Linked DNA regions of Homo sapiens: region 1 is linked to region 2. A link is a contact called in ENCODE Hi-C or POLR2A ChIA-PET data. All regions are on one chromosome and are shown on one strand. Each heading gives the region's core, a stretch centred on a gene start or an enhancer-like site at or near the end of the contact. The rest is flanking DNA. Distances are from core to core; before and after follow the strand shown. Region 1 holds the start of CLCN6 (chloride voltage-gated channel 6). Region 2 overlaps PEX14 (peroxisomal biogenesis factor 14).

Evidence for each region. A loop is a pair of places that touch in the nucleus more often than their neighbours do. ChIA-PET counts read pairs that join two places held with the same protein, here RNA polymerase II (POLR2A). Pooled maps may share reads with other maps.
Region 1: a loop to region 2 is called in a pooled map, with 6 times the contacts of the local background. The contact joins the promoter of CLCN6 here to the enhancer-like site in region 2. A Hi-C loop is called at or near these places in 1 of 37 single-sample maps with no recorded cell type and 2 of 50 pooled maps. POLR2A ChIA-PET finds 5 or more read pairs at or near these places in 2 of 52 experiments (RWPE1 and activated T-cell).

Annotation. Positions count from the first base shown.
Region 1 is chr1:11,803,368-11,807,832 of GRCh38, reverse strand. It overlaps CLCN6 (chloride voltage-gated channel 6), which reads right to left and starts at 1,642. Exons shown (of 23, transcript NM_001286.5): 1 at 1,484-1,642; 2 at 643-702. The coding sequence starts at 1,570. MTHFR (methylenetetrahydrofolate reductase) reads left to right here and starts at 1,869. Exons shown (of 12, transcript NM_005957.5): 1 at 1,869-1,945. RefSeq lists enhancers at 1,095-1,164, 1,615-1,694, 1,705-1,814, 1,012-1,997, 3,939-3,998 and 3 more and silencers at 1,345-1,394, 2,065-2,114, 2,135-2,184.
Region 2 is chr1:10,493,306-10,497,925 of GRCh38, reverse strand. It overlaps PEX14 (peroxisomal biogenesis factor 14), which reads right to left. Exons shown (of 9, transcript NM_004565.3): 2 at 2,605-2,652. Among named protein-coding and RNA genes, the nearest start is that of PEX14, 21 kb to the right of the region's middle. RefSeq lists an enhancer at 2,438-2,497 and a silencer at 2,960-3,254. Within about 2 kb of position 1,930, at least 20 of the 41 ENCODE cell types and tissues checked have a DNase peak (open chromatin) inside an H3K27ac peak, as active enhancers do.

The DNA of each region.
Region 1 (4,465 bases), core at 393-2,892, 1.3 Mb before region 2:
ATAAAAGCATGGGTAAGGATGTAGAAAGATACTTAGTAAGGTGTTAACAGTCATCTTTTAATGAATGGAGTTATAGGCTTTTCTCTACCTTCTTTATTACGTTTAAGAATTTAATGATAAAAAGTCACGCATGTTGTTTCACCCCAGCAGTGTTGGCTTTACTAAAAACACATACTCTAAGAATCCCATACATGAAAGGTGGAACTTAATCAAGAACATGTCAGAGAGAAGCTGCTTGAGCAAGAAAATATCTGAAAAGCAAGCTCTCCTAGAAGAGAAGCAAGGCCTCCTTAACAGTTTATAAGCACACACCTGTTAGGGGCACATACTGCCTGCCAGTGCCTTTCACTCTAAGTCTCTCTGTAAGCTGTAAAAGCAAACAGTTTAATGGCAAATACATACTCTATCCAGGTTAAGGTGCCACAGATTTATAAACGTGTAAAAACACCAGACCTTGTTTTGGGGTTAAGGTGAGAAAAGGGCTTGCTAAACAGTCTCTTTCCTAGAAGGAAGTTCTCTTACCCACTCACTCCCTGGGACAGAAGGTCAAAGAGCATCTCTGGTTGGAATCATAATGCTTCGGCCTGAAGTGACCAGGCCACTCACTACTTTAGTTGCCCAAGCAGTATCAAAGGAGCTCACCTCATAGTCTTTCCTTGGAAGAATCTCATCCTCCTCCTCCTGTGTTTCTCCAAGGATGGTCTAGAAAAACAGATCCGCAGAGGGAGCCTTTTTTAGTGGTTAGGAGTGGAAGGAGGCAGAAGTATTTACTGAAATCAGTGGCTAGCTTCTAAATCATCTGGAGCCATTATCAAATAGGAACCAGCCCTCAAAAAAAACCTTTCAGGGGTGAGGGACCATGTGGGTGAGGATCTACAGCCATCAGCTGAGCTCTTCATTTCCACTGATAGTCTCCAAATAACCACCCTCCTCTTCAGGACACCTCAAAGATGTCCAACGCCAGCTGAAAAGGGGGGTAAAAATGCAGGTTCCATTTGACAGTGTGACGTATCTGAAATCAGAAAGGACTTGTCAACTCTGGGAACACAACTCAAGTTTTCCCAGGATGCTTTGCAGGGGGAAGCTGGACTGTCAGTGACCCAGAAAGGGTGAGGGATAGAGTGAGAAAGGACTGGAGAAGCTAAAACAGCAGCATGATAAGCACAAAGTCCTGTGAGGAAGCTCATTCTGAAAACGCTTGTTTCATTCCAAACTCTTTTCAGATGGAAATAAAAGGAAACATGGGTGGGATTTACTGGAGCTGGCCTGGATTCTCCCTCAGATTCCAGGAGGGGTTATGAGAAAAGACCCCAGACTTAGGCACGTGAAGCAGGGTAGACGCTTCGAGAGCCCTGGCTGCGGTCCCCAGGCCCCACCCGCTGCCACCTGCGGGCCCAGATTGGCCCGGCCCCACCCCCGGCAACGCCTCTCTCAGTCCCTTAGCAACCGCCCCCTCCCCAGGCCGACTCCGCCGGCTTCTTACCAGCTCCTCGGGGGTGCGGGTCTCACGCTCACCGCAGCAGCAGCACCACCTGCAGCAGCAGCACAGAGACCCCCTGCACCCCGCCATCTTCCTCCTTTACTGCCACTCTGGACCCCTCTACCAACCCCCTCCCAGCCAGGATCTGCGCCTCACGTGACTGGCCCCGGGACGGTCACGTGGCCCTCTCGAGCTCTGGGACTGAGACCAGGAGTGGCTGCAGACGGGTGGGGCGAGGACTCGCGTCACATGACGATAAAGGCACGGCCTCCAACGAGACCTGTGGGCACGGCCATGTTGGGGGCGGGGCTTCCGGTCACCCGCGCCGGTGGTTTCCGCCCTGTAGGCCCGCCTCTCCAGCAACCTGACACCTGCGCCGCGCCCCTTCACTGCGTTCCCCGCCCCTGCAGCGGCCACAGTGGTGCGGCCGGCGGCCGAGCGTTCTGAGTCACCCGGGACTGGAGGGTGAGTGACGGCGAGGCCGGGGTCGCCGGGAGGGAGATCCTGGAGCCGGCAAACAACCTCCCGGGGGCAAGGACGTGCTTGTGGGCGGGGAGCGCTGGAGGCCGGCCTGCCTCTCTTCTTGGGGGGGGCTGCCGCCTCCCTTGCGCACCCTTCGCGGGATTAGTGTAACTCCCAATGGCTACCACTTCCAGCGACCGCCAACCCTCAAGCGAAGACTGACTTTGGCTCCCTGCCTGGACGGAGGGGCCCCTGAGCCAGGGGTGACGATCCCGCCCCTCTGACCGGCCCAGGCCCGTGTCCTCGCCCCCATCGGTGACTCAGTGACCTGGTGACTGGATTCTCGGCCACCTGGGCGCCGAGACGGCTTCCGGCTCCTGCCTTTTAAACCTGCCTCCCCGGCGATCACCTGGAGAAGAGCGCTGGGCCCGGGGCACTGCGGTCCCTGGCGCCCACTGCGTCCCGCTGCGCACGGGGGTCCGCCGGGACCTTTCTGGGAGTCGTAGGCTTAGTATCCCAGTGCTTGGCGCAGACTAGTTGTTCAGTAAGTGGCAGAGGCTTATTTTGAGAGAGTGGCAGCACCTGGCCCTTTGGCGCTCAGTGAATGTTGGCTATCACCGTGTGCCAAACTCTGGGGATACCCCAGGCAGGACACCGGTCCTGTCTCAGGGAACTGGGGAAAGAGAAAGGAGACAGGCCTTTTCACCCACAGTTACAACCCAGGGTGCTATGGGAGTCCAGCTGATAACGGATAAATCGTGGGAGTTGGCTTACAAATATGGCACATGCGTGGCATATACTAGGAATGCAATAAGTCTTTGAAAATCAGAGGGTTTACAGGTGGTTCAGCTTCCTCCTACTCTAGGTTCTGTTCCAGCAAGCAATTAACGAGGTGCGCCCTTAAACGCTGGAGGAAAGCCAACTGGCTGCTCTTGCTGTTACTCCTCCCCCCCGCCCCCGTTCCTCACTCCCCACAGCCATCCCCACTGAGAATCTGGAGTTTGAGGTCAGAATGAAAGAGAGCAGCCCTAGAGGGAGAAAGCTTTGGCCCAGGGTTCTTAGTCTGGAATCAACTCCTTGTCTTTGGATGTATCCCCGTGTAGTCTGTGCACCTGTGTGTGTATTTCAGGGGAAGGGAGCAGTGCATTTAATCAGATTGTCAAAAGAGTCTAAGACCCCAAATGGTTAGGTACACAGGGTTAGTGGTGGACAGTCTGAAAGAAATGAACCTCACCTGGGCTTTCCTCTGTTGTGCCATGTCACCACACACCCATTCACTACTGTGTGTTTGCCCATTGCTGTGCAAGTGTTTTGTTTGTTTTTAAGTGTTTGTCTTATTTTCTTAACCAGACTGCCAGATGACCCTATGCCCTCTGTTGGCCTGTCTGTGCCCTGGTGGCTCTGATTACTTGTTTCTGTTTTTTGTTTTTGTTTTTTTTTTTGAGATGGAGTTTTGCTTTTGTCGCCCAGGCTGGAGTGCTATGGCACAATCTTGGTTCACTGCAACCTCTGCCTTCCGGGTTCAAGCGATTCTCCTGCCTCAGCCTCCAGAGTAGCTGGGATTACAGGCGCCCGCCACCAAACCTGGCTAATTTTTATATTTTTAGTAGAGTCGGGATTTCACCATGTTGGCCAGGCTGGTCTCAAACTCCTGGCCTCAGGTGATCCACCCACCTCGGCCTCCCAAAGTGCTGGGATTACAGGTGTGTTTTTTGTTTTTTTAAGAGATGGAGTCTCGCTATGTTGCCCAGGCTGGCCTTGAACTCCTGGGCTCAGGCAATCCTTCTGCCTCAGCCTTCCCAGTAGCTGGGTCACTGTGATGATTTGAATTGAATTCTGTGATGTGTAAGAAGAGCAGCCTGCAAGGCAAGCACAGATGGGGCAGCTTTTGTTCTGAGAAATTCGTGCCCTTACTGAACTTGGGTCTGGCTATTTTTGGAACATGGCCAGCATCAAGTTCTAACCCACAACACGGTCTTTTTGGAGTAGCATGAATTCAGGAGAAATCTGGCTGCATAGTCAAGCCCTCACCCCTTCCATCCTGTGCACGAACTGTTTCAAGTAACAGATGTTCCAGGCAGAGCCAGCCAGAGTGAGCTGTTCCTTCTCTGGAGGGTGATCTGGTATCCCTGAACGCCTGTTGGCCTCATCTCCACCAACCCCTGCAGTCTCTGCCCCTGAGTCCCCCTCCTTCCATCCGCCTCCCCTTACTAGAGCCTCAGCCCTCCCTCCTCGCCTGGAAGCCTTGCCCCCGCCCCCTTGTGCTGGCTGGAGCTCAAGCCTCTTCCTTTGTCGCAGCTCCGCCCAGTTGAACACACCCGCTGGGGAAGGTGCCTCTGTTCCCTCCCCACGCACTCTGGGCCTGAGCTGACAGAGATGGACCATCGAAAAGCCAGGGTCCTCCCAGCTGGGCACTACTGCCCCTCGCTAGGAATATGGGCCTCGCAGGTCGGCAGCGTGAGGTCCTCTGTGCCACCTTCCATCAGGTAGCTGTCACCGAGGAGCATGTTGCAGTGCCGGGTG
Region 2 (4,620 bases), core at 681-3,180:
TATTTGCCTTTAGTGTAGAGACCAGGCAACTTCCATTAAGGAATTGTATGAAAAATATGCATTCAGTTAAAAACAAAAAGAATATGTATTTCCCGAAGCTTAAATGAAAAAATTAACAATAATAAACACAAAAACAAAACAACTTAGCAGTGTGTTCCCCCAACACTGAAATATCCCATTCCTCAAGGCCTGGCTTCAAGTTTCCCAAAAGCCATCCCTAAGTGGCCCTCGCCCTCCGCAGAGCTCTTCCTGCTCTGAATAACTTGGGGCTCTCTTCTACGCCCAACCAGGCAGCTCTGCACCAAATGATACACAATGTTGTGCTATTTGCTAAAATTACATACAGTCGTGTGCAGTTTGCTCTTATTTCATATGTATAAATGCCTTTTCTTCCCAAAGTAAAACACGTGAATTACTCAAGAACAAGGTTTAGTTTTATTCCTCAATTGTCTGTTCCCCATCCTCAGGCCTGAGCTGAGCTAAGCTGAGCATGCAGGAGACAGCAAATACACATGGCCTGAGAAAGCTCCCTCCCTGTGGAAGGGCTGACTGCTGTGTGTTTTCACAAACCGCAACACCACCACACTGAGCTGTGGGGCTTTCTGTGCAAGGGGGCTGCCCATCTTGTGCCCCCGCCCTGCCACACGAGTCCTCAGCGGGCTCCTCTGCCTGACACCCTCCCAACACCACTCCCAGGAGGAAGAAGCAGTTCACACAAGACCACGCGACTCAGCTGGTGCCCCCGTTTAATCAGGCTGCTGCAAATGCTTGGCCAAAAGCAATAAGGGCATGACTGAGAGACTGTGGGAGTTTAATATAAAAAATTTAATAAACAAAAAAGTGGGGGAAGGAGAAAGGGTCTACCTTTTAATAGGGCCCTAATTACCCAACTCATAGGATCAGCCCAAATGAGATGGGAGTTTATTTCGGGGGTTTTTTTAATTATTATTTTATATATATATATAAATTGCCGCTATGTGTTTTCTTTCCTCTGAGCAATTATGCAGCAAGTACGTAAAGAGGAGAAAAAATATTAATTAAATATAAGGTAATTGTGGAGTTGGCCTGGAGAGAATGAGTCTGAACTCTGGACGATCACAGGCTACTAGGGTTTGAAGACTGCTCAGGGCCTCCCAGAAAAGAAAGAAATAAAAATACAACCAACCAACAAGCAGATGCACAGTACAGCAGGAAGAGCAGGGCACAGAAACACTAGCAGAGCAAGGGGTCTGCAGGGCTCCAAATACCAGAAATCAGTGAGCTGGCCAACTGCTCAGGGCTCCCAAAGAGCTTGTCGAATCAAGCCCCAAAAGATGGACTGGCCACTCCTCCGATGACCAGTTAAATGGGTACATCAAAATTTGAAAAGAGAGAGGAAGGAAAGGACTGCAGCGGCCTATGGTGTTCAATCTGCACTTCAGTCTAAAACAACCACAACTTCGGCCTGAGGGGCACTGAGGCAGGCCCCAGGGAAGCAGGCAGACGTCCGGAGAGACTAGCAAGGTGGGGCCTCCTGGGCTTTCCCACCACCATGACCTCAAGGAAGGAACTGGGCAATACCAAAAGAGTGAAACGAGGCCACCGTGGGAGTGCTGGGATATAAGCCCGTAACTGGTGACGTAACAGCAGGTGACATGAATGACAACACTGCTCCCCTGAAACAGTCCCAGCAGTGCTTGTATCACCTCGGCCTTTCTACAGACAGCTCAACTGGATCCAACTCGCCCTCAGCCTGGGAAAGCCTTCGTACACACTGGAATTCAGACGTGTTCATACCCGCTAAGTCCCTCACGTCATCTCCTCCCGCGACTGCCAGAAGGGGAGTGAAGCAGAACAGGTGAAACCACAGGCCCTGCTGAAACAAAGCCTTGGCAGTACAGCCCTACGCCTGCTATCGCTACGCAGGAAGAAAAAGCTCTGAAAAGTTAAACCTAGAGCTGGCTCTCCCATCAAACTTATCTGGTTTATACAGAGCCAGTCTTACTACCCAGCCAAGAGGACTTACAGCAGGCCCTGAAAAGCAAAAAAGAATGAAAATGGGGTGGGCAGCCTGGGACTCTGGCCACCAAATGAAAAGCACTTGGGAGAGAAAATTACCTGCAGTGCTTAATAGGCCTCTTCCCTATCCATAGTCTAAGAAGACAGCGTTGGGAATGACAATCACACAATTACTGACCAGGCAAAACCAGAATTCCATCGCTTACCTGTTCTTTAAAGACCACTGAGGCGCTCGCACCCTGAGGGGCAGAGCAGAGGGCGGCTACTTCAAACAATCTAGAAGCCCAGCCACCTCACTCCACCTCAGCCTCCCACGGGCGCAGGAATCTCACTAATTACTATTGATCAGCCACAAACAAAGTGGTGCAGGACCATCTGGGGTGGATGCTTTTAGTCCTAGAAAGGACCAGCCTTTACTAAGGAGAGATCTCACTCGTCCCCACACGCGAGAAGAGAAGTCAGAGGTCACTGACAGAGGCAGTCTCTAGGTAACAGCTACTTTTAAAGGGACACTACTGACGCAGAACCATAGGAACAGAAGGTTTCTTTTCACTCGCGTGGCATTTTAATTACTAGAAAGTGATACCACATATCTTGGGTACTTACCAGCGGCTCTCGAGGCAGCACATTTTCACTTCCTGGAGTAGAGCTTGGCTGCAGAGAAAAATGGAAACAAAAATAAGATCACAGTGCCACCCAATGGACATCAAAAAACCAAAGATGTTCCGTTCTCAAACGATGCACGCTGGCACCTCTTTCTCACATCTCTCACTGGTTTTTCACGACACAAGAGTATTTTGCAGTGGACTACCTGTAAAAAGTAGCCCAAAGAGTCTGAATTCACCAGGGAAGATGAAGACTGTTTCTGGGTTCACTTGTCACACCACTCCAAGAACAAGGCTTGGTTCTGCTCAGGAAGGCCCACGATCACCTACTGAGCAGCAAGGGCTGGGGACCATCCCAAAATCCACGGGAAGAGTAGAGTCCAGAGAAAAGGCCTGAAGAGAGAGCACAACACCTCCTCTTTCTGCCACCTCCCCAACGTCAGGGGACTGGGAAGAAAAGTCGCGCAGCAGTGGAGAACCAGATTCCACCACCAGGGGGCCCCAGCTGCCCACGCTCAGGATTTTCTCTGGGCATCTAGTTTCTGGAGCCCAGAAGCCAGTAAACTACACAGGTTCCTATTCATCACCTGCCACTAAGGACACCACCCCACAATAGTAAAGAAAGCCCCAGGCTTAAATCCTTCTTGGAAATAAGCTAGTGACAGGCTGGCATATAAGCAGACCAACCTCCAGGCGAGCAGGCAGCACTGTGGCCGAGGCCCTGGCTCTAGCCCGTTTCCTCTTCCTTGGGGCCACTACCTCACCCTCACAGGCGCCTTCGACCCTTGACTGATCTGGCCAAAATTTAGAGAAAGGGAGAGGCAGAGGTAGAGACAGATTCTGAAGAAATTTACAAATCTCCAAAAGAATAAAGTAAGCAGGTATGCTGCTAAGTGAGCTATGATTAGTTTACTGTGACTGATGGTCAGGCCAATTGCCATCTATCTACAGTTAATATCCAGACAAGTGCAGCAAAATCTGTGTGTCCCAGGAGACAGCCTGCAGCCTCCATTCTCCCGGCTATTACAGATCAGATGGAAGTGCCAGGCCGCCTTGGAAAAGGACAGAGGCCCGGTCTGCAGAGGGTTCCCAAAAATTCCTCATGCCCAGCTACTACCACATTAGCTGGCACACAGCACAGTGGCAAGCACTCTGCTGGGTGAAGGCCTCTATCCCTCCATCCGAAGTCCTGTCCCAAGAGCCTCACCACCCCAGGACAAGAGGTCAGCCAGCAGGAAACGATCTAGAAAGTGAGGGTCCGTCTCAGGGAATGTGAGCAAGCTTCCCCTGCCTCCCTGCCTCCTGTCCTCCCAAAGCTCCAGGCATTGGTAACTTCAAACCTTTAGAGCTCCAGCCCACACCCCTCTGAGATACACATCCGACTGCCTTCCTGCCTCTTCTTGGAGTTAAGCTGCCCTGGAGCAGACTCACAGTCCTCTCTGACACATATGTCTTCTTCCAGCATTCCCTCTTGGCATGAATGGGACAAACTTCACCAAATGATGTAAACTAGAATCCAAAAGGCCATCTTGAGACAGCTCTTTCTCCCTCGCTCCCAGAGCTAACTCATTACATCAAGTCTGCCATACTCCTTCCTCAATATCCATGGAAGAGTGGTGTAAATGCCAGCACTTTGGGAGGCCCAGGAGGATGGATTGCTTGAGCCCAGGAGTTTGAAACCAGCCTGGGCAACATGGCAAATCCTCGTCTCTACAAAAAATATAAAAATGGGCCAGGTGTGGTGGTGTGCGCTTGTACTCCCAGCTATTTGGGAAGCTGGGGCAGAAGGATCCCTTGAGCCTGTAAATTCAAGGCTGCAGTACACCATGATCACACCACTGCACTCCAGCCCAGGTGACAGAGCCAGACCCTGTCTCAAAAAAAATTAAAAAGTCCATGGAAACAATCCATCCGTTTTTCTCCATCTCTACTGCCATCACTTCAGTCCAAGCTACCAAAATCCCCTGCCTGGACCACTGCGTCAGCTTTCTCATCAGTGCTGGCGCTCTTCCAATTC